6 separate regions of the Mus musculus genome follow, and all the other regions are linked to region 4. Evidence: chromatin loops called from intact Hi-C (ENCODE). Cell type or tissue: gastrocnemius. All regions are shown on one strand. Region 1 has its middle 17 kb from the start of Gm42327. Region 2 has its middle 54 kb from the start of Runx3. Region 3 has its middle 16 kb from the start of Gm42327. Region 4 has its middle 15 kb from the start of Syf2. Region 5 overlaps Srrm1 (serine/arginine repetitive matrix 1). Region 6 holds the start of Runx3 (runt related transcription factor 3).

The links. Hi-C counts contacts between places; a loop is a spot of excess contacts. Peaks named below come from ENCODE experiments on the same cell type or tissue, not always from the same donor. Only the 100,000 strongest peaks of a DNase experiment are listed, where the experiment ranks them.
Region 1: a loop joins it to region 4, with 12 times the contacts of the local background. A loop is called at or near these places in 5 of 42 quality-filtered maps.
Region 2: a loop joins it to region 4, with 12 times the contacts of the local background. A loop is called at or near these places in 31 of 42 quality-filtered maps.
Region 3: it touches region 4 in a loop (9-fold over the local background); 16 of 42 quality-filtered maps call a loop at or near these places.
Region 5: a loop joins it to region 4, with 2.9 times the contacts of the local background. A loop is called at or near these places in 19 of 42 quality-filtered maps.
Region 6: it touches region 4 in a loop (4-fold over the local background); 14 of 42 quality-filtered maps call a loop at or near these places.

The regions. Positions count from the first base shown.
Region 1 is chr4:135,032,812-135,036,811 of GRCm38, reverse strand. No RefSeq gene overlaps it. Among named protein-coding and RNA genes, the nearest start is that of Gm42327, 17 kb to the left of the region's middle. In gastrocnemius, a CTCF peak has its summit at 2,216; a DNase peak (open chromatin) is centred at 2,214.
Region 2 is chr4:135,204,105-135,208,104 of GRCm38, reverse strand. No RefSeq gene overlaps it. Among named protein-coding and RNA genes, the nearest start is that of Runx3, 54 kb to the right of the region's middle. In gastrocnemius, a CTCF peak has its summit at 1,583 (motif pointing right); DNase peaks (open chromatin) are centred at 1,580, 1,873, 2,691 and 3,785; H3K4me3 peaks cover 716 bases; H3K27ac peaks cover 328 bases.
Region 3 is chr4:135,065,736-135,069,735 of GRCm38, reverse strand. No RefSeq gene overlaps it. Among named protein-coding and RNA genes, the nearest start is that of Gm42327, 16 kb to the right of the region's middle. In gastrocnemius, CTCF peaks have their summits at 2,394 (motif pointing right) and 2,832 (motif pointing left); DNase peaks (open chromatin) are centred at 2,409 and 2,811; H3K4me3 peaks cover 394 bases; H3K27ac peaks cover 209 bases.
Region 4 is chr4:134,944,448-134,948,447 of GRCm38, reverse strand. No RefSeq gene overlaps it. Among named protein-coding and RNA genes, the nearest start is that of Syf2, 15 kb to the right of the region's middle. In gastrocnemius, a CTCF peak has its summit at 2,334 (motif pointing left); a DNase peak (open chromatin) is centred at 2,281; H3K4me3 peaks cover 558 bases; H3K27ac peaks cover 450 bases.
Region 5 is chr4:135,316,638-135,320,637 of GRCm38, reverse strand. It overlaps Srrm1 (serine/arginine repetitive matrix 1), which reads left to right. Exons shown (of 18, transcript NM_016799.4): 18 at 1-153. Among named protein-coding and RNA genes, the nearest start is that of Gm12984, 13 kb to the right of the region's middle. In gastrocnemius, a CTCF peak has its summit at 2,451 (motif pointing right); DNase peaks (open chromatin) are centred at 2,459 and 2,860.
Region 6 is chr4:135,148,744-135,152,743 of GRCm38, reverse strand. It overlaps Runx3 (runt related transcription factor 3), which reads right to left and starts at 199. Exons shown (of 5, transcript NM_001369050.1): 1 at 1-199. In gastrocnemius, a CTCF peak has its summit at 2,118 (motif pointing right); DNase peaks (open chromatin) are centred at 430, 1,209, 1,523 and 2,118; H3K4me3 peaks cover 761 bases.

The DNA.
Region 1 (4,000 bases), 88 kb before region 4:
GCATCGAAATAATTACCATGATTACTTCAGATTAAATCATGCATGTGGGAGGAGGTATGGGATGTGGAACAGTCAGAGGGTGTACGGAGACAGGGATAAAATCTGGAGTGTAAAAAAAAAAAAAAAGATTAAATAAAATTGAAAAATAAAAAGAATCATTTAAAAAAACATACATGTACGTCTATCAATTCCTGAGTGGGTAGTAAACAAACGCTCTTCCAAGGTCTGAGTTTGCTTTCTGGTGTTGTGATAAAGAGCATGCTCAGAAGCAACTTGGAGAGGAAAGGATTTATCAGCCTACAGCTTACGTCATGGAGGGAGCTTGGGGCAAGAACCCGGAGGCAAGAACTGAAGCAGAAGCCGTGGAGGACGCTTCACGCTGCTCACTGGCTTGCTCCCCTTGCATTTTCAGTCTGCTTTCTTATACACGGCAAGGCCAGCAGCCTGAGGGTGGCAGTGCCACGGAGGGATGGGCTGTCCCTCCCGGGTCAACCTTTAGTCAAGACAATGCCCCGCCCCCAGACTTGCCTATGGGAAGTCTCACTGAAACATGTTCTCAGTTGATTTTCCCTCTTCTCTGATAACTTTGGCCTTTTTGTCAAGTTAACAAAATATTAACCAAGACATTCCCGGGCCTTGCTTTGACGTGCCTGTTTGACACTTCAGCATTGCCTCCCCTCCTGTTATAAATGGGAAACAGGAGCTCCTAGGGATTAAGAGGCCTTGCCGAGTCCAGGGCCAGAAGAGTGTCAGATCCACTGAAGCTGAACTTACAGGCAGTAAGTTACAGAAATGGATGCTGGGAACCAAGCTGAGGTCCTCTGTGGAGCAGCAAGGACTCCTCACCCCTGAGCCCTCTCTCCAGGCCCCGTGGAAAGCTTTCTAAAAGTTCCCACTGTATCCCACCCCCACCCCGAGCATCTGTAAAGCTTCCTGGATGGTCTGAGTGCTGGCGTGTGGCATGGGTGACAGATGCAGCAGCTGAGAAGAGTCAGAAGCAGTGAGGAGACACAGTGGTTCCCAGGGAATGGAGACACTGTGCAGGGTGTTCTGCAGTCCAGGTGTTAGTGGAAAAAAAATCAGAGCACCATGATCTTCCCAGGATCTTGGGGGGGGGGGGTCTGCTATTCCAACTCCCAGATAGCACCCAAGGAGGCAGGTATAAAGGCTGGCTAGTGTATGGCATGCGGGACAGCTTCACTGAGCTTCCTGAGGGTGAGTGAGAGGTCAAGGGAGAGGGAGCCATCACTACAGATACCATAGCCGTTAAAATACTTTTAAATGGATAATCTGACAATGCCTAAAGTTGTACCTTAATGAAATTTGATCTTTTAGATGAATTGAAAAGAATTTGAGCTCATCCAGTATAATAAAGAACATAGATAGTTCTGTATATATTGAGGAAACATATCTGTCCTGGTGAGGTTTTACAGTCAACTTGACACAGCCTAGAGTCATCTGGGAAGAAGAAACTTCAACTGAAGAATTGCTTTGATCAGACTGGCCTGTGGCCTCTCTGTGAGAGAGTAATTACATTGACTGGTGACTGATGTGGGAGGGGCCACGCCACTCTGGGTGGCACCACCCCTAAGCGGATCAGTCTGTGTTGTTGAAGAAAGCTGAGTGCCAGACAGAGGACCAGCCAGTAACCATTCTTATTCTTCAGTGGCTAAAACCATTTATCAGGCACTGATTATCACTTTCATGTAAGTCACTCTACTTTTTTTTATTTGTTTAACATTTTATTGATTCTTTATGAATTTTACATCATGCACCGCAATCCCACTCATCTCCCCCCATGTCTGCCTTCTGCTTTGCAACCTCCCTCCCCAAAAGAAAACAAAAAAAATTTTAAAGATTAAAGGAAAAAAAAACCACTCACCATGGAATCTGCAGGTGTCACACAGTATACCCTTTTTCTGTGTGACCTTATGTCCCACAGTGTAACTTTTTTCCCAAACAGCTTTACTTGCAAATGCTCATTGCCGTGAGTCTTTGGTCTGGTTAGAGGACTGACCTGTGTCTTTTAGCCAGGCAGAGAAAGGCCAGAAAGTCAGAAGATCGAGGTCATGCCCCTTTAAGGACAAGCCCTATAGTCCCTTGAGAACTGACACAGAGATAATCTAGGCCAAGGTGATCCAGACCCAGAGTCCTTACAAAGACGCCATAGGAGAAAGGCGTCTGCACCTGGCACCACCAGCCCCCACAGCCAGGGGGCGCTGTGCTAGATTCGTCAGGCCAGGCTAGTAACAGAGGCTCTGATGCTGATGCTGATGCTGCAGTCCACATCCTGCTCACGGGAACCTGAATGCTCATAGCAAGCTGTATGGAACCATGATCTCTGATGTACCAAGGAGGAAAGGCTGGAAGAGCCCGGAGGAGCAGCAGATTCTCCTACTGTGGCAAGCGGCTCATAGCTGGAAGACCTGCGGTCTTTGAACCTGTCTCTGAATGAGGCTTAGGCAGGTCTTCTGTGTCCCGGATGGTTTCAGAACAGACTGACCAACACCTCGCTACACAGAATAACAATCTCCAAGGTGGCCCGTCTTTTAACTTTGGAAAAGATGTGCGCAAGTGATTTGCATATTCTGGTACATTCAATTTTCATATATTTGCATATTTATTTGTACCACTATTATGAAATGCTTAATTGGTTGGTACCTCTCAGTTAACTCTACCGAAATGAGGCAGGAATGACCCGTTATCCCCTGGGACACACTGAGCTCCTGAGGAAAAGGAAGGTAGGAAGTCAGATGCAGGCATCAGGAAGTAAGATGCTCGAGGCGCGGAGGGCTCAGGTCATGAGTCTAGGAGAACAATGACTTAGAGAAGCTGGGAAAGGAATGAACACAGATAGACAGACACACAGACACACAGACACACAGACACACAGACACACAGACACACAGACACACCTCTAGGAAGAACACCACTCAACCCACATTTTGATTTTAGCCCAGGAAAACCTGTGACTCTCAGAACGTTGAGACAACAAATGTCTGTGGGGTGAAGCCAGTAGTGGATAGTAATGGGCGCGGCAGAGGACAGGGCAAGAGTCCCCATCACACGGGGCTGAGTCCGCTGCAGCAGCCCAGTGGGCAATGAGTGAGGGAATGAACCCTGGGGGCCGTGAGCAGACCTGGCATGGAGCCCAGGGGCTCTCAGTCTGGGGGACCTAACCGGTCTCAGCTCCACTGGCGTGAGATTCTCTGGGCCTCAGCAGCCCCATCAAAGGCTTGGACTCTGCCTGCGAGGGCTTTCGCAGTCCTGGGTGCTTGATCTGCCCTCAGGCCTGCCTTGACCTTGACCCTGACCCTTGTTTACTTCAGCAGAGACTGACCTTGGCTTCTAGCAAACCTCCAAGGCAGGCTCTGGGCTGGGACAGGTGACAGAGCCGTGCCCAGATGACTACCGCACGCCCTGCCACAGGTGACTGCTAGTGTCCCTGACCTTTCTGTCTCCCCTCAACCCCTCTGCCCACCTACTCACACAGCAGAGCCTACTTTCCCAGGGGGTCTAACCGCAGAAATGAAGGGGTCTCAGACAGATCAGAGGCGGATCCTTGATCTCACTCAAGGAAACCTGACTTTCTCCTCCCTCCCACTCCCTGCCTATCCATAAGCCCAGGTTTAGCAGGCTGCTATGCCCCCCTTTGTTATCTGCTCCTCAATTCCACCTCTTACACCCTGTAGATTGACCTACATTCTCTCCTAAGGCCACAGAAACCATCACATACCTCCAAAAAGACACATCAGGGTTTCCTTTATTATAGAGACGGACCAGCTCCCTAAAGCACTCCAATTCCACACAAGGAAGTGACTTTAGAAAAGGAGGAGCAAAAAGAGGAAGAAGGAAGGAAGGAAGGAAGGAAGGAAGGAAGGAAGGAAGGAGGGAGGGAGGGAGGGAGGGAGGGAGGGAGGGAGGGAGGGAGGGAGGGAGGGAAGGAAGGAAGGAAGGAAAGAAAGAAAGATTGATTGATTCAATGCACAGAGAGGATGCA
Region 2 (4,000 bases), 260 kb before region 4:
CCTTATTCCAAGTGTCCTTACTGGAGTACTGGGGATATAGGACCAGGGAGTTTGTTGGCCAGTCAGTCTAGCAAATACATTGAACTGTATGCTGATCTGTGGAGACAATCTGACCTCTGCATGTGCACGTACTTAGGAGAACACACACAAATACGGGGGTGGGGAGGAGAGAGAGAGAGAGAACGAGAACTATCTAAAGCAGACAACAGCAAAGGTCCAAACCAACTGAAAACCAGGAAAGCCAGACCGGCATGAAAGTCTCATGGGCTCCAGCCTGCACCTGTGTAATGAAGTCCCGGGCAACAGGGCAGGAGCTGCACTTGATGAATAGTGCCCGAGATCTCTCTAAAAACTGAATAAAGGAATCAACCTCAAATCTATGAAACTTCTCTAAAGTCCATGCAGAATAAAAACAAATTCAACACACCTAAACATATCATGGTGAAACTGCCCACCCTTTAAAGCAGTCTGAAGTCGGCCCGAGAAGCGGACGGAGCAGAGCCAGTGAGGGGACCACAGGGAAACCAGGGTGGCCTTGCAACTGGGGGACAGGGCATCTTTAATGAGGGAAGTCTGCCCTATAAATTTCCATAATCCGGGAAGATACCTTCCACTTGGAGGGCAAACGGGCAGAATAGGGCTCTAATTCTTTTGTAAGGCAGAAATGGGGCTTGTGATGGGGATCCCGTGGTGCACTGGTTGCCTGGCAAGCCTGAAGCCCTGGGTTCAATCCTGCTACTGTGTGGATCTGTAACCTCAGCTCTAAGGAGGTAAACACAGGACGGTACGAAGCTCAGGGTCATCTTTGGCTAGATAGTGAGTTCAAAGCCAGCCTGGGATATAATACCCGGTCTCAAAAAAAAAATTTTTTTTGTTGTTGTTGTTCCAAAGAAAAGAGGTGGGGAGAGAAAGAGAGGACAGAGTTAAATAGCAACCAAATAGACCTAACTGATTTATGAGAAATACTACATTCGACAGCTTCAGGGAAGGTTGAAGGGCCCATGGAGCAGAGTCTAGCAAAGCAGAGCAGGTACTCTGGTCTGTAATTCAGTCCCTAGGACAATCCCCTCTCAGGCACCACTGCCAAGCTTCCTGGCCACACACTGCCATTTCAACACCTTCATTTAACAAACGTGTGAATAGTACATTAGCAACTATTCTGAATGCCATACCATATTAGAGCTCTTTTATGGTCCTTATATAGAAAGTTCCCATTTCTGGATAAGGAAACTCAACCCCAGGGGTGTAAGACATTTGTTTGGTACACAGCTAGGAAACCACAGTTCCGAAGATGGACTGTAGCGGCATGAAGTCTGTAATCTTTAGAAGCCTGACTCCTTTTCTCATTAAGGTTGGCAACCAAACTAATTAGATTGTCAGGAAAACTGAGGCCCGTCTAGGGCGCACCCGACACTGGGTTTGTTCTCTGGGGGCACGTCTCTGGCAACAAACACAAGTTAAGAAGCCCAGACAAGTTGTGCACACCTGCTTTAATACTTCGTGGCAAGAGGCCAGGTGGACCCTGCTCTGAAAGCCTTGGCTGTCACCAGACGGGCGAAGGCTTTCTCCAAACAGCCGGCAGAGGGCGCAGGCGACCCTCTCTCAGGCGCCACTTCTGCAAACCGCGCGGGGCCAGCTGCAGGACGCCGGCAGTTTGGGGAGTTGTCAGTTCAGATCCGCAGCGTCGCCGGCTTCCTTCCTCTTTATCAGATCTGTCAGGGCCGCGGCGTGTCGTGAAGGCACCTCCGGCCTCCTTCCCTCCTTCCTGTGGCGAACGGACGCAGCCATCTAGCGAGCGAGCGACACTTCGCACCCTGACACTTCGCACCCCGGGGGCCAGGCGGGGCAGGGGGAGGAGCGACACCTGCTGCAAGATCGGTTCACGCGTGGGCCCTTTGCGCCTCTGCACCCTCTTCTCGCCTGTGCCCGGCACACTGCCAGGTTTGCGTGGCAGCTAGGTCGAGGTGGAGAGAAGGCGCTGCTGCCATCTTTCTAGGGGTCCCTGGACCCCGGTGGCTCCCAGCACGGTGCATGCATGGCTGTGGCCTGAGCCATACTGAGCGGTAGGTAGGTGCCACCTAAAAGAAAGAGGTGACAGTGCACGAAATATCTCTAAAGATCGGTGACATTATCTTCATAAAAAGTATCTTAGGGTCTAATAGAACGTGTCACTAGGTCTGCACTCAGAAGGGCCATTGGAGAGGAGGAAGGAGGAGTGGGGGAGGGGTGGAGTATCTTGAAGCACCTAGGACAACAGTCCTAAGCAAGAGTCCCCTTACTCTCTGACTCCCTCCCTAAACAAGAGCAAACTATTTGTAAATAAGACCGGCCCCAAACTCACAGAGATCCTCCTGCCTCTGTCTCCTGAGTGCTGGAATTAAAGGCATGTGTCACCATGCCAGGCTAGAGCAAACTATTTTCATTCAACTAGCTTTAACAGAAAAGTAACCTGCTTCCTCCCTTCCTTCTTTCCTCCCTCCCTCTCCCTCTTTTTCTCCCTCTTTTTTTTTTCTCCCTCTGTTCCCTCCTCCATTCCTCCTTTAGTGCCTAGTTAGATGCTGTCATCTCCCATGTTAGCAGGGGCTGGCCAGATTGACTTTTGGCCCAGCAGTGGGGCAGCCCAGATCTTACCAAGGGGATATTCAGCAGTCTCTCCGGGGATGCTAGGAGAGTCCAGCGGTCCCAGGGACACCTGCTGCGCTGCGTGCTCTGGCTCAGTGGGGTGTGGAAGAGGCTGGTCCTGTTCAGTCCGACAGGGATTTTAGGTCTGGGGAAAGCAGGAGGATTAGAGGAGGCTTGGGACACCTGAATCCCAGCACTTGGAGGTTGGGGGGAGAATTGGGAGGTCAATGCTGGGCAGTGGTGGCTCATGCCTTTAATCCCAGCACTTGGGAGGCAGAGGCAGGCGGATTTCTGAGTTCCAGGACAGCCTGGTCTACAGAGTGAGTTCCAGGACAGCCAGGGCTATACAGAGAAACCCTGTCTCAAAGAAACCAAAAAACAAAAACCAAAAACCAAAAACCAAAAAAAAAAAAAAAAAAAAAAAAAAAAAGCCCGAATTGGGAGGTCAGCCTCTGTTGGGCAGAAACTCCTTCAAAGCATCCAAACAATTTTGCCCCAGGCTGGGGAGATGACACAGTGGATAAAGTGCTAACAAATGGATCTGGGTAGACATGGCAACCCTGGGGAGGTGAAGACTGAGGTCTCTGGGTAAGCTGGCTAGATGACACTAGCCCTCCATCGTTAAGCCCAGGGTTTAATTGACAGAGCCTACTTTTATGAACAAGATGGAGGACAATGGAGGCAGATCTATCAACCTTGGGACGTCACAGACACGCCTACAGCCTACATATGCCCACTCGTACAGATGAGAACACACACACCCCATGACCTCACACCACATCTGTATGCTAACAGAAAAATGTTTTGCCTCCTCTTTAAAAGTTAAAAAACAAACAAACAAACAAACAAACCAAACCAAACCAAACCTGCTCCCTATTCCTACAGATCCTTCTGGGACTCAGGGGTCCCTGCAGGAACCTCGAGGTCACCTGTTTTGCAGTTTTGATCGGGAAATGTGAATAACTGTAAACACAGACCATCCCAAGTTCCCAGCCCGGGATCAGTTTTGCCACTGCCACTGGCAGTTGGTTTTTGAAGGGAAAATCCAGCAGGGCTCTGCCGTCACATTTGAACTTGACATTCTACACCTGCTTTTCCTTATCTGATGTCAAGTAGAAATCAATCATGACAGCAGGAAGCTGGATTGTCTCCAGCGTCTGTGTGACAAGGATGGCCAAGGCCGGAGTTCCTTGCCAGAGAGGGACTGCAGGGGGTTAGTGCTGATCTGGTACAAACCCTCGAGGCTCAATGGGGGCAGGATGGGGGTGGGGTGGGTGGATGGGGGCCGTAGCTATGGGGCCACACCTGTATCTTTATCCTCTCCTGCCAGATTTTACGGGTCTCTCCAGCTCTGGGGTAGCACAATGCCACTCGCCAG
Region 3 (4,000 bases), 120 kb before region 4:
CCTTGTCTGTTCAGTTGGGGTGCAAAGCCCTGTCTGCTACCTCAGGGGGGACACTGTGTCCTGAAAGCCCACAGCTGGAAAGTCCCCATGGTTTTCATAAAAAGGATATAGCCAGGAAGGGAAGCAGGTAGCCCCAGCTCTAGGCCTGGCAGGTACAGGGCTGATCGGTACTTGCTTACTCTCAGCCTCGGCCTAATGTGAGACTTTGGTCAAGTCTACCAGTCATTGTATCCTCCCTCCCTCCCTTCCTTCCTTCCTTCCTTCCTTCCTTCCTTCCTAATAACTTATTTATTCATATTTTATGTGCTTTGGTGTTTTGCTTGCATGCATGTCTATATGAGGGTGTCACATCTTGGAGTTATAAGACAGTTGTGAGCGGCCATGTGGTTGTTGGGATTTGAACTCAGGACCTCTGGAAGAGCAGTCAAGGCTCTTCATCACTTAGCCATCTCTCCAGCCCCCACTGTCCTTTTCTTCTTGTGTATCTGTGCCTGTATTTACACACACGTGTGAGCATGTGCAGACGAGGGCACGTGCCTGTGTGAAGGCCAGAGGCCGGCCTCAGGTGTTCTGCCTCAGGAGCCTCTGATTTTGCTTTTGTTTTTGTTTTCAGTCAGAATCTCCTTGCCCTTGGGCTTGACAGATGGGCCAGGCTGAGGCTGTCTGGTCAGTGAGCTCGAGGGTCTGCAGGCTCTTTCTCCTTGGCGATCCCACCATATGCACACACCTGGCCCCAGAGCTGGGATTACAAGTGTGTACAACCACACCCAGCTTTATATGGGGTAAACTCAGGTCCTCATGCATATATAAGCCTCCAACCGAGCCCCTTCCCGGCCCCTCTGGGCCTTTCTCTATGGCCAGGGGACAGGTCTTAGCATCCAGGATGGTCACAGGACCCAGCAAAAACAACATGCACAGAGACACTCTGGAATGTTCTCAGTGGTACACTAAGAAGCACTTCTTAGTGGAACTGGACCCGAACTCACATCTTGTAGGCTTGGAGTTTGCTACCTGGCCCTGGGCCTCCCAGTGTGGGAGAGAATTCTCAACCCCTTGGACGGGCCACCAGAAGAAGGAGCCCACTTACCTGTTCCTGCCTCCATGGAGAAGTGACAAATCTCTTTGTCTGGTTCCAGCAAGTCTCTGAGATGCCATACTTGGGGTGGGACGGGCTCTGCAGTCCTGGATGGCCAAGCCCACAGTGGAGTGAAAGGCTAATCTGCCTGCAACAGGCCCACAGCCCATGAGCCTTAGGGACATCGGGGAGTTCCGACTCAGATTTTGTCAAATGCTTATAGGCAAAATTAAAAATAAAATAAAATGAAATGAAATGAAATGAAATAAAATAAAATAAAAAAGAGCAGTCTGCCTTCCTGCCTCGTCTGTAGAGGAGGAATAGGAGGAGCCCTGGCGACAAGGAAGAGGGAGGATCAGTTGGCATTCCGGTATGGCTCCTTTTTCTGGGAAGCTCAGAGCTCGCCACGTCTAGGTTGGCAATGGCTGGAGCTGAAGGAGTCAGCCCCATTCATACAGTCAGGCTGGGTCTGCCTGTACTATCCCCACCACCACCACCTAACAACAACGTTGTCACTGACACCCCCACCACCGGCAACATCACTTACCACGGTTGACACCATCTCACACCACTGTGACCATCACCGCCCTTACCACCTCCCCCTCCCCCACAGCTCACCGTCACCTTTGCCTCAATTACCAGCCACTACTGTCACCATCATCACCACCGCCACCACCACCACCATCTTCACCACCACCACAACTAACACCACCTCCTCTATCCCCACCAGACCCTGGGCCAGCCACTTTGCCTCTGTCACTACTACAGGAAAAGGACTCCCTTCTCCAACTGAAGCCTCGCCTACAGACTCACCCCAGTGGGGATGAGGGCCAGCCTCAGGGCTCTGCCATGGCTGCAGCAGTCAGACCTGCAAATGCCTGCTGCAAGATGAACATAAGCGCTCTTGGAGAAAGGGGGCAGAAGAATCTATTACAGAGAAGAGACATGTTGACCACACACACGGTCTTCGCAACTGACGGACGTGAAGTAAGACACATTATGCTTTTCAAATTACTCTTGGGGAGACAAAAGCACAGAAATTTAAAGGCTTGTCCAAGGCCAGGTATCTAATATAGAATGAGGCTGTGATTTGAACCCAGGAACCTCACACCAGAATCCCCAATCCTGACCACTTCACTACACTGCCAGATTGGAGGCCCAGACCCTCACTGTCAGCAGTATCATTGACCCTGCAGTTTTTAACCTAAGACACAGTAGACGCTCAACAAAAAGAAGCCAGTTTATTGATAATACTGAAGCCCCTCCCCCACTCCTGCTCCTTCCTTCCCTGAGCCCGCCAGGCCGGAGGCTGTTGCTGCAGTTCCATAGCCAGCCAAGAGAGGGCAGCATGCAAAACAGTTCAAGAACTTTCCCGGGGCGCCAGAAGGAATTGGGAGGAAGTGGAGCTAAGACTTTGTGGCTGGCGTGAAGGCAGTTAGTGACCCAGAACAAATTCAAACAGACTCTGATGAGACGTGTTCTCTCATCCTCAGCTGAGATAACTGAGGGCCAGAGATGGAAGCGTCCTTGTCCACGATCACACAGCCAGTAAGTGGCAGAGACAAGTTAACAGTTTCAGTCTTCTGATTCGTTTTTCCCTTACCCAAATGGAAGGCAAGGAGATAGACCAGGCCTCCTCGCGTCTGCAGGATAAGACCAGGAACAGGACTAGCCTATGGTAAAAGTGACTAGCCCTGGGCAACACCTCACACCTGCACATAGCCCGGCCGCCCCCTAGTGGCGATGACGGTCAGTTTTCGTAGGCTCTGATAGTCTCTGCATGACCTTGCTAGCTGAGTTCTTCCTGAAGTCACCACTGCAGCTCTGGCGAATATGGTCTCACTCCTGGAAGACTCCTGGAAGGGGGAGGGGCTCTACTTTCACAGAGACGAGACCCATTTTCTTCTAGGAATAGCATCCTCTGATGAAGAGCAGAACTTACAAAATTTGCAGAGTGCCAGTTGGTGAGACTTTGGGGGTGGGGTGATTAGATAAGGAAGAAGAATAGAGTACATTTTAGAGAAGAGTGGAGTTATTAGCTGTGTCCAGAGGTGCCTGAGCAGCTAGCCCAGTGGAGAAGAAATGAGCGAGAGATGCAGACAGCATTCCATGCAGATGAGATAGCAGTACAGAGGCCCTCGGGCTGCTCTCCGGGGCTCACGTAGATAACATAGATACAGACCACTGTGGTTCCCACTTCTCGGAGACTCCTAACTTTTCGAGGATCTTTTGAGCCTTGTAGGGAAGAAACAAAGGTTCAGAAAGGTCATGTTGGAGGTCACAGGGTAAATCAGTGGCAGAGTTCAACTGAAACCCCAGGCTTCTGCCTCCCAGGTCAGGCTATTTAGAGAGTGGCCTTGGATTCCAAAGTTTCTATAGCATATCACCACTGGCATACACACACACACACACACACACACACACACACACACACACACACACACACCTGAGGTGTGAGGGGCAGGACATAGTCTCCAAAGTGTGGATCCATTCAGGATAGGTGCCAAGAGCACCTCAGGCATGGTCTGATGCACCCAGCCATAGTGGGGCTGTAAGTGGGACATCTCCTGTGCCTCCCCCTCGGGGTGGAGGAAGTCTGCTCAGAGAGCTCATGTGCTTGCCAATTGGCAGGGGTGAGTGGCCACCAAACATCAGAGGCAGGATGACCACTGCCCAGGCCAGGAAGCAGGGCTCACCTGTGGCCATGGTCAGCATCCAGCCAGGGCTGAGGTTTGGAGCTGGACCACGGATCTCGAATCAGGCTGAGAGTCAGCATGGGGTTTGGTTCAAGGGTCTGTGGCAAGGGACAGTTACCAGGCTGGGTTCAAATAAGAACTCATCCATCGCCAGAGAGCAGAATGGCCAAGGTTGAGGCTCTCTGTGGCTAGAGGGAAGGGTAGACATGTGGGCCAGGCAGGGACAAAG
Region 4 (4,000 bases):
AGATCTAACACCCTCTTCTAGTGTGTGTGAAGACAGCTACAGTGTACTCACATACATAAAATAGATAATTCTTTTTTTTTTAAGTAAGAAAAAAAAGAAAACAAGTCATAGGACTAGAGAGATGGCTCAGTGGTTCAGGAGCTCTGGCTGCTCTTCCAGGGATCCTGGGTTCAATTCCCAGCACCCACGTGACAGCCCACAACTGTGTGTAACTCCAATTCCAGGGGATCCAACATCCTCACATAGACATACATGTGGGGAACACACAGAAAATAAACAAACAAATAAATCTTTAAGAAAACCAGCAGGGCGGTGGTGGCATGCACCTTTAATCCCAGCACTTGGAAGGCAGAGGCAGGTGGATTTCTGAGTTCAAGTGAGTTCCAGGACAGCCAGGGCTACACAGAGAAACCCTGTCTCGAAAAAGAAAGAAAGAAAGAAAGAAAGAAAGAAAGAAAGAAAGAAAGAAAGAAAGAAAGAAAGAAAGAAAGAAAGAAAACCAGGGGCTGGTAAGATGGCTCAGTGGTTAAGAGCACTGACTGCTCTTCCAAAGGTCCTGAGTTCAAATCCCAGCAACCACATGGTGGCTCACAACCATCTGTAATGAAATCTGACACCCTCTTCTGGAGTGTCTGAAGACAGCTAAAGTGTACTTACATATAAATAAATAAATAAATCTTTTTTTTTAAGAAAGAAAAGGAGAACCAACCACATATAAATATATAAATTAATTAATTAATATCATACTGAGTGGCACATGCATGTAACCACACACACACACATATTATGCACACACTAGAAACAATTGCAAAAAAAACCTTTGCCAAATGTGGCCTATCACATTTTATTGGCAAAATCTTTTTTCTCTGCACTTTGAATCTGTAGCCTTGCCTCAAGTCCTTTCACAGAAAACAGATGATTTTTTTTTTTTTGAGACCTGCTTTTATTGTGTAGCCCAGGCTGGCCTGCCTCAGCCTCTCTCCAAGTGCTAGAATTGTAGGCATGCACCACTATGCTCTCCTTCCGGTCCCCACAGCCCCCATGGACAGACTAGAATCCTCGGGGCTTGCAATTTTGTTTATTTTTTTAATTTGCTTTTTCGAGACAGGGTTTCTCTGTGCAGCCCTGGCTGTCCTGAAACTCACTCTGTAGACCAGGCTGGCCTCAAACTCTGAAATCTGATGCCTCTGCCTCCCAAGTGCTGGGATTAAAGGAGTGTGGTGCCACCACCACCTGGAATTTTTAAATAAATGTGAATTATAATTTTTAAATTTAAATATAATTTTATAATTATATAAAAATATAATTGTATATATAATATATAAAATATAAATATATATAATAAAATATAAATATACTTTATTTAAAATTAAAAATATATAAAATTTAAAATTTAAAATTTAAAAATATATAATTTTAAATATAAATTTAAATATAATTTTAAATAAATGTGAATTATAATTCCAATAAGCATTATCTTAGTTGGTCATGATTAAGAAAGCAGTTATGATGGGCAGGTGTAAACATCTTTTTTTTTCCCGAGACAGTGTTTCTCTGTGTAGCCCTAGCTGTCCTGGAACTCACTTTGTAGACCAGGCTGGCCTCGAACTCAGAAATCTGCCTGCCTCTGCCTCCCGAGTGCTGGGATTAAAGGCGTGCGCCACCACGCCTTTGAGGTGTAAACATCTTAATCTCTGTCTGTAGCTCCATCCCAATGCACCCCACCTCCAGCCAATACTATAGCCGTAGTCCTAAATCTGTACATGTTTGCTTTATAGAGAGCCAAACGTAACGGAACAGCCATTGCAGGCCACCATCCATCAAACCACTCATGAAAAGCAGCTGTAGATAACATGCAAATGAGCCTGATCCTGTCCCAATAAAACTCTATTTATAGAAACAAGCCATGTGCCGGATTTGGCCCAAGACTCTCTGCTTCCATGAATCTACTGGATTAGGAGTCACTTTCTTTAACAACTAGGGCTTTCTCTACATAAACTTCATGTCATGATTCACTGGGGTCATTTTAGACACGAGGAAAGATCTAGAACAGAAATACTTGAGACAGGGACATCTTTCAGTGTCTCCTAGTCACAGCACGTGACCCCTGATCACAGGAAGGCTTCAAACTCTCTCGAAATCTGTGGGAGCAGCAAATTGTCCAGATTTCAGGTCCCCGTGCGCAGAGCATCTGCCCCGCGGGGTCTGGATGGAGCGAGCCAGAGAACTCCTGCTTCTAACAAATCCCGAATGAAGCCTAACAGTCAGAGGTCCACACAGAAAACCGCAGGGATGTGTGCCCGCCGAAAACCTAAATATCTGCTGCCACCTAGTGGACATATGAGGGCAGCACCTCCTCCAACAATCCCTTGCTTTCTGAAGTGTATCCAAAACAACACAACCCACACATCTTTTTGTCCCGGAGAAGAATCCGTTCTTAAGGCCAATCTGTCGTCTGTATACTTGGGATTCCACCACAGAACTCCAAGCTCCTTGAAAGAAACGAGGTGTCACGTTATTTACAATAACATGGCAGTGATTTTAAATCAACTTAAACCAGAAACAGACTATTTTCCACCAGGGAGAAAAACATCTTAAATATCTAAATAGAAGCAAACTGCTGCTGGCATCGCTCTCTGGCCAGTCTCCCATCACCAGATGCTGGTACCTCTTCTAAAAAACAAATGTACACCCTGCCCCTTCAGCTCCTGCCAGCAACCCACCCCTGACCTGGTGTACCCTGCTGGCCCGTGACTGCAAATGTCTGCCTCAGAGGGCAGGAAAGCAAAAGGCTCTTTTTTAAAACCAAGGTCGTAGCCTGGGGATGCAGCTCAATTGGTAAGGTTAGCTTGCTTAGCATGAAGGAAGCCATGAGCAAGATCCACACATTGCCTAAACTGGGTGTGGTAGTGGTGGTGGTGGAATCTCAGCGTTCCAGAGGTGGAGGCAAGGAGACCAGGAATTCAAGGTCATCTTCACCTACAGAGGGAGTTCAAGACCAGCCTAGGGTACCTGAAAACCTATCTATGGATGAATGAAATTATCAGGATATCATTTTCAAGTTACAACCTGCATTGGCCTGAGTCTGTACCTGGTTTCCACTGTGCAACCAAAATTCCCTTCAGAGTACTTTGACGTTTCCCTCTGAACACTGCATTCTGATCTATGAGGCCTCGTGGGGCTTAGACAAGAAGATCACAGGCTACATAACAAGACAGTGCCTCAAAAAGGGCTGGGGAGAGGGCCTGGGGAGATAGCTCCGTCAGGGATGTGTTTGCCATACAAGCATGGGACCTGAGCCCTAGGATCCATATTTGAAAGCTGGGCACGGTGGCATGTGTTTGTGCTTAAACCCCCAGCAGTGCTGTGGAGGCAGAGGCAGGAGCTCCCCGGGGCTCGATGGCAGACCAACCCAGTGTAATTGGTGAGTTCCAGGCCAAATGAGAGACCCTGTCTCAAAAGACAAGATGGAGGGGTTGGGGAAGACACATCAGCAATAAAAGTCATTGTCACGGAAGTGGAGGACAGTAAGTTGGGCACCCCAGCATGAAGATAAAATGCTCAGTAAACCCAGCAGGCTGCCTGTAACTCCAGCCCCTGAAGCCAGGAGGTAGGGCATCTCTGGAGTAAGCTGGTACAGAGACTAGCCCTAACTGTGGGCTCTAGGCTTGACTGACTGAGAGACTCTGCCTCAATGAAAGAGATGGTGGAGGAATGGAGGGAAACACTCAACATCAACTTTGGGCCTCTACACACACACACACACACACACACTTCATGCACATACCAAATTTTTAAAAAAGGAAGGGAAACTATATTCTGCCAAAGTGCGATTACCCACTGCCTGTCTGTTCCCGCCAAGATCCAGGTCCCTAACACCAGCGCTCACCAAATAAAGGAACACACAGCCACCCACAGCAGATAACTTGGACTCCCAGCTTGGCCGCTGCTGGGGTTTTGTCAGGATGGAGACGCATAAGAGCCACGCTACAAAGCATGG
Region 5 (4,000 bases), 370 kb before region 4:
CAATTGGTACCCACAACTGAAGAGCTCGTGTATTTGGCGGGCTGGAAGGGCCTGGACAGTGTCTTGGTTTCACTGTTTTATTTTATTTTATTTTTTAACTAAAGCTATATAAAGCTTGTGGATTAAACAGAATAAATTTCTAAATTTAAGAACATTGCCACTCACATTTATTCGCCTGCAGGGGAGGACGGAGTTCAGGGAAAATAGAAAGTGATGTCGCAGGCTCTCCCCTTCTTACTGAAATAACTAACTGCAGAGATGTCAGCAAGGGAGAGGGGGGTGTGTTCTTGGAACATGGAAAGCTGGTGAGGAGAGAGGCAGTTTACAGCAGGGCATGGTGTCAGTGTGAAGGACCTCCCAGGTGGCACTTGGACCTGAAGCTTGTGACACCAGAAGTCTGAGCCTAGTCTTTGGAGGCACAGATAAATTTGATTGTGACTTCTAATAGATGAAACTAGAATACAAAATGCCCACATCTGAATTTCAGGAAAGCCTAAGGGTGTTTTGTTTTTTGACTGAGACAGGGTTTCTCTGTATAGCCCTGGCCGTCCTGGAACTCACTCTGTAGACCAGGCTGGCCTCGAACTCAGAAATCCACTTGTCTCTGTCTCCCAAGTGCTGGGATTAAAGGTGTGCGCCACCACTGCCCGGCCCTGTTTATGACTTTTAACCAAAAGACAGACACTTAAGACTTCGGTAGGGCCAGGCTCGAACCTAGAAGGCCCCTTCAGAAAGCCCTGGATTAAGAATCTGGACCCACACCAGCTCAGAAGAGAAGGGAAGGGGAACGGGGAAAGAATTGTGGGGGTGGAGTGACCAGGAGAGGGGCAGTGAAAAAAACCTGGGAAATTTAATGATTCCACATATTTCTTTATAATCCCCAACATTTACCCTAAAGTTACACATATAAAGACAGCTTTCTCGTTAAAAATGAATCTGGAGCTGGACTGGAGAGGTGGGGTGGCTCAGTGGTTGGAAGTATTGCTGCTCTTCCAGAGGACCCGACCGAGTTCAACTCCCGGCACCCATATGGCAACTCTTGATTGTAACTGCAGTTCCAGGGTATCGGACACCCTCACACAGACATAACGTGCAGACAAAACAGCAATGCATGTGAAATTAAAAAAAACAAATCTGGGGCCTTTTGTAGTGGTTTACTCCTTTAATCCCAGCATTCAGGAGGCAGAGGCCGGCAGATTTCTGAGTTTGAGGGCAGCCTGGTCTACAGAATGAGTTCCAGGACAGCCAGGGCTACACAGAGAAACCCTGTCTCAAAAAAAAAAAAACTAAACTAAATCAAAAGACTTAAGCAGTGAGCTGGTTTTACATGGAACCTACAGTGAGTTATAATGAAGAAACAAGGTACTCAGTGAAGACAATCCTAGAGGACTCTAGAGCTGGGAATAGTCTCATGTGCAGAGCTTTCTGTGTTCTTCCATGTGGAAACCAACCCCGTGTGAGACAGGAGAAGCAGTGTTGAGCGACTACAATGCGGACTCCCTGTATAAACAGTCGGAGTATTTGCTTCTGTTTAGCCTGACAGTTGGAACATTTGTGGCTGACCCATGCAACACAGGAGCTTTCATTCTTTCCAACTGAAACCTGACAGCAGTCCTTGCCTATACAGCTAGTTGAAGCTGTTTAGAGGCTAACCCAGTCTCTACTCATTTTTGAGTCCCATCTCAAAAATGGAGCACATGTCTGTAACTTAGGCAACAGCAGAAGGGCCTTCCCCCCTAGTTAGTTGCTTGTGAACTCAACAGAAGCTAGAGTTACTGCACAAGGCCACGCCAGCAAGATCAGTCAGCATCTCAGCCAGCAGCACTAACTGGACTCAAGCACAGGAGGCGGTCAGCTTCCTCGGCACCGTCTTCATCTTGAAGGCTCGGCCATCGTTTCCTGACCCATTTCTGAACATAGAAGTTACTAGAATTTGGACCTCTGTTTAGCATCATTTCTATAGTGTCCTCATAAATTAAATGGTGAATCAGCATAAAACCGTAAGGTGAGACATCACATGTACATCGTAGTCATTCACGGAGCCCACTGGGAGTGGAGGGACAGCCTGATCTACATAGCAATTTCCAGGCAATTTCCAGGCCAATCAGAGCAATATAGTGAGATCCTGCCTTAGGGGAAAAAATATTCCATTATCAAATGGCAAATTTCAACCAAGCAAAACCCAAAATTGGGCTGGAGAGATGGCTCAGCAGTTAAGAGCACTGGCTACCCTTCCGGAGGTCCTGTGTTCAAATCCCAGCAACCACATGGTGGCTCACAACCATCTGTAATGAGATCTGATGCCCTCTTCTAGTGTGTCTGAAGACAGCTACAGTGTACTTACATATAATAAGTCTTAAAAAAACAAACCCCAAATTTCTTTGGCAGTGTCCGGATAGGCACAGAGGCTTTCCATTCTTTCCTGGTCCCAGCTGTCCTCAGATTTGTCCACTAGGTGGCGCCTAGTCCCTGCTTGGCCACAGAGTGAGCTGGCATACTGTGCAGTCCTAAGACTCCTGTGCTTGCTTGGTCATTTTCTTTTTATTGTTATTTTAGGCAGGATCTCATATAACCCAGGCTGACCATGAACTTGCTGCATGGTCAAGGATGACCTTGAACTCAGTTCCTCTGTGTGTGTGTGTGTGTGTGTGTGTGTGTGTGTGTGTGTGTGTGTGTGTGTGTAAGAGAAAGGAAAGAGGTGGATATTTTGCTTGAATGCATATGTCTTTGTTTGTTTGTACCTCCTGTGTGCATGCCCTCAGAGGCCATTGGATTCCCCAGGACAGGAGTTACAGATGGTTGCACAAGGTTGCTGGGGATTAAAACCCAGTCCTCTGGGAAGAGCAGCCATTGCTGTCAACCACTGAGCCATCTATGTAGCTTTGGTTGGCCAGGAACTCAGTATGTGAACCTGGCTGCCTTTCAACTCCGATAGCTTGCATGCCCTGTCTCCAAGAGCTGCGATTAAGCAAAGGCATGTGCCGCCATGCCTAGCAGATGTTATTTATTTTTAATATTGTTGAGTGCATTTCCATCCGTGTATGCTGTATAAATATGCATTTATGTGTGCCCCAGTGCTCATGTGGAAGTCAGAACAATTTCACAAAGCCCATTCTTCCCACTTTATATCAGATCCGGGGTTCAAACTCAAGGGTAAGGTTTGTTCCGCTGCAACTGCTCACTTACCGTCTATCTGTTGGAGTGGTTTTGGTTTATGTTTTGTTTTGTTGAGACAAGGTCTCATTATATAGCCCTGGCTGTCCTGGAACTTGCTGTGTAGACCAGGCTGGCCTCAAACTCAGAAATCAGCCTGCCTCTGCCTCCCAAGTGCTAGGATTAAAGGTGTGAGGGCTTTTCGAGAGGGAACATCCGCCTCAGTGTCCTTCCAGTGGCCTAGCGTACAGGACCTGGAGGGCTTATGAGGGCTTAGATGTTTGATAAGAGCCTTGAAGATGACAGGGCAGGTTCTAGAGCGCGCTGAGAAGGGGCATGGGTCACAGGGTGACTCGGGGAAGCTGAGACATTTTCATTGTATACAGGGTCTCTTATAGTCTCATTTGTGAGATTCCTGGAATACTCCAAGTTTGAATCTAGGAAGGAGCAAAAGGCCATACACGCTCAGGCTTAAGCCGGGCTCCCTGCCGTTCTGATATCTCTTTTCAATGCGTATGAATTTTCCCCTACAGGAATGTCTGCCCACCATGTGCATACTTAGCCTTGGTTCTCTGAAACTAGAATTACAGGCAGTGGACTGGTGAGATGGCTCAGCAGGTAAGAGCGTTGATTGCTCTTATGAAGGTCCTGAGTTCAAATCCTAGCAACCACATGGTAGCTCACAACCATCTTTAATGAGACCTGACACCCTCTACTGGTGCGTCTGAAGTCAGCTACAGTGTACTTACTTAATGTATAATAATAAATCTTTGGGCCGGAGCAAGCAGGGACTGAGCAAGCAGGGCTGACCTGATCGAGTGGGGCTGACCAGAGCAAGCAGAGGTCC
Region 6 (4,000 bases), 200 kb before region 4:
CAGCCGCGGGAAGCGGGAGGCGGGAAGGCGGCGGCTCGGGGCCCGGCCAGCGTGGGGGGTGGGGGGAGGGGCGGCGCCGGGGGAGGGGGTGCGCCCCGACGGTCGGCCGCGCGCCCGCTAGTCCCGCATCCGGCGCGCGCGGCCGCCCCACGGACTCGGCGGCCGCGGCCCCAGCCCGGATCCTAGAGAATCAAGTGGCGGCGACGCGGCCGCCCGCGCGGGGTTAGTACCCCGGGCCTCGGGGCGGGGCCGTGCGAGCGACGCGGGGCGCAGCCAATCGCAGCCCCCAGGCTCGGGGTTCGCCGTGGAGGACCCGGTGGCTCGGGCCCGCGCGAGCCAAGCAGGGGCCAGGCTCCGCCCCAGAGGGTCTAGACACCCGCGTCCCGGTAGCCGCGCGGGGAGCCGCGGTCCCCGGAGTCAGGAGCGGCCGCTGCGACCTGGGCAGACATCGGGTTTCCAGCCTCCTGGCTGCGGCTCGCTTCCCCTCCCTCGAGTCGCAGCCTGGCTGCTTCAGCTCTGGCCACCGCAGCCCGGAACCTGCACCCTCAGCTGGTTGCCGCGGTGACACCCAAGACGGTTTTCTCATTCCCTCCACTCCACAAACGATTTTGACCCTAGAGCTTCCACCCCACGAGGGAGTCCACAGCTCCGCGCGGCCTTGGCTCTCGTCTCTGTGGCTTCTGTGTCAACCTTCGAGGCAGACAGAATAGGGGTTGCCACAGGGACCAACAGTGGGGTGGGGACAACCACACGGCTCCTGTCCACTCAAAACTAATTTCAGGATCGCGCAGGCCTCGTGGAGTTGTCCTCTGTCTTGGCAGCTCATGGGTCTTTGAAAACTACAATGGGGCCTACAACAGTGTGCTTTTTTGGAACATTCCATGCTACACCATACGCATGCAACCACCGTCCGTCTAGTGGAAGTGGATGAGGGTCTGTGGCAGAAAGAAGTCTTAACGCTCAGACTGCTTTCTCCCCACGGATGGAAAGGGGTCCTCCTAGGGCCGGGCCATAGTCTTCTTGGCCCTAAAGCGCTGAGCCTACAGAGCTGTCAGGTGCCCTGTGGGAAATCGGCCCTGGGGTCTCTGTGTTCCTCATGCTCCGTGGCCCAGCAACTCCTGGACTTCACTAACAACAACTCTTTCCCGTCCCGTCTCCTAAGCCTGGCATGGGGGCACAGACACACAACTAGAGAGTCCACGGTCACCGGTCACCGAGGGCTGTGCTCTCCCCAACCCCGTGCACTCCTTGGACGGCAGCAACGAACGAATGCATGTGTTTCTCTCACTGCTTTGGAAATTCGACTGCATTTTCGTTGCCAGCGACAGTGAATCTGTCTGCAACTACCAATACAAGCCCCAGAAGCGACACGATTTAGGATCCGATGGCGACAGAGGCATCAAGACCTCATCCTGGCTCTGACCTCAGCTTAGAACACTCCATTTTGTCAAAAAACGAAATCAGGCGCTGTGTGTACAACAGCGGGGTACTAGGTATGTCCTGAGTCTAACGAGTGCCAGGAGAATTGTATTCTGCCCCTCTCTGGGCCTTATGCCAGCGCCTCAAGCCACCAGGGAAGCAAGGACAGTGAAGGTCCCTTACTGGAACTTTTTGAGAACCTATGATTCGGAGTTGACCATCACTAGGCCTTGGGCCGCCATGGAAACAGCCTCTGGACCAGAGGGGATCTAGGAAGCCTGGCCCTGAGCATGGGCCCTCAGGGGGCTCCCCTGGAAAGGGAGCACCGCTAGTCACCAGGTAGGACCCAGACCGAGTCGTCTATTCTGCCCTCGAGCGATTGTGGGCCGTGACTGGCAGCCTCTGCGATGCGATGCATAAATTCGATTTCTTGAGTGATTCCAGTTTGCATCTGCCCCATACTAGTCCCTCCGCCTGATTTCTCTTTCTGATCTTACAACAAATTAATAACCGGGTCTCCGGAAAGTGGGGCTACAGGAATGACCCAACATCTGACCCTGGGCCCGGACTCAGCTATAACCCTCGGAAGACGCGGGCACCAGATCCAAGGGTTGGGGAAGTGCTGGCCTTCAGTACGCAGCCTGAGGTCGCAGGTGAAGGGTCGCCCGGGCTGAAGCAGTGTCGTGAACCGCCCACTAGTTGGCGCTGGCGCCTTGCTGGCTGCTCAGTTGCCCCCACCAGACTCAGAGCACAGACTTGCGCCTGCAGCAGGGGCAGCACGGGCAGCACGGGTTTTCCAAGCCACGGAGCGTTGGGGAAGAGCTACTTTCTGGAGAGTGCGCGCCTGATTTCTCTTTATACCAGTGGTCACATATCAGGTAAATGGATAGTGTGGTGTTAGGCCGAGGGTTGCCTGCCCGGGTTCTCACAAAGAGATACGGTTCTTTGGAGTCCCAGATACCGAAGGGCCTGCAACCAGCAGAAGTCTCCCTTCAACAGAAAGGCGCCGCCCTGTTTCCCTACTTCTGTTCCTGAGCTCCGTTCTGAGGATAGGATAGAAGGCTCAGACTTTCATCCTTATACCTGTCTAGAACCAGACCAGTTTCCTTCTTTCTTCTCTGGACCGACAAACCTAGAACTATTTATGTATGGTCAAATTTTCAGACCAGGAGAGCTGCCACCAAACAGGACTCATCGCTCCCTCTCCCTTCCCCACCGTGCGTACATATGTTCCGTCTTTCTTTCTGTCCCACAGTCGGGCAACAGTCTGCCTTCTCTCAAATGCTCTCTTCTAAGAGCACCTCACTGTGTCCCCAACAGGGGACAGGAAGCAGAGATCAAAGCTCCTCTCTCACGTGTATGTCCATTGTAGGGTAAATTGGACCAGCCTGGGCCATCTACAGCAGGCTCTTATCCTGAGAGGACACCCCCGCCCTCCAAGCCACTAAGGCTTCTTGGCTGTGCAATGTTGCCTCTGTCTTTGAGGAAATGGACTGAGTGGGTCTCATTCCTTGGAAGTCAGGAGACAGGGAAGGGTAGGTTTCAGCACACTTGTTTCTGGCTCATCTCTGGTTAGTTCTTAAGTCTGCTTCCTCCATCCCTCTGGTCCAGGGACCCTGTGTCGAATATTCCTGAGCCTTCCTCTCAACTGTACAGGGGAGAACAGCTGAATCTGGGATCACGTGTGAAGTGCTTGGCACAGGACTGCTCCAGAAAGACGCTCTATCACGCCAACTGTCTTTGCCAAGTGTCACACCCTCACCTGTGAAACACTCATCTGGTGGTAGCTTTCACAGCGCTTTCTAGAACTCAGAACCTAGGACAGAGCTGTGGCCACCTTGCTCCTCCTTTCTCCTAGGCTGGCCTGAGGGCTACCTGCTGCCTACAGACTATCGGGTGCTTGCCTTTACATAGAGCTAGCACTGAAGGCAACTTTTGAGGGCCTTCTTGCTGTCAAGGCTCCAGACCTTCACTACTGCCCTCCCACAAGCAGCCCTGACCTAAGTAGAAAGTGACCATCACCATGGACACCACAGTCCTTTTCCTCTCCCCCAGAGGTGTCGGTTCCTTCTAGAAATGGAGTGTCTCCATTCTGGTCCCGGCACCCAGTGTGGATCCTGCCTACAGCTTAGTCTCTGGAACTCTCAGGGGACTTTCCTATGTTGAGGGACTTCTTTCTAACATTCTTTCTTGGGGAGGGGGAACTAGGGGTTCCTGCTGGCAGGAGAGGGGCAGTGAGCACTCCCTCCCCAAGGCTGAGAGAAAGTGAAAGCCATAAAATGCTGTTAGTAAACACAACTCTGTATCCTGTTTTCAGACGTGTGTAGTTACTTACACGGTATAAAATATTGAAATACAAAAGATGTCATGTACCCCGACTGAGCACACCTGCTGAACCCGTCAGAACCAGCGGTTGGTCAGAGTACTGTAACTAAATTGAGAAGCAATCTCTTGAGAGAGGTGGAGGCCCCATTTCAGAGGTTTCAACTCTGGGGTCATCTCTCCCGGGTGACTTGAGGGAAGGTTACTGAATGGGTGGGTGTGTTTTCCAATTGCAGAATTGAGAACCGGATTTAGAGGG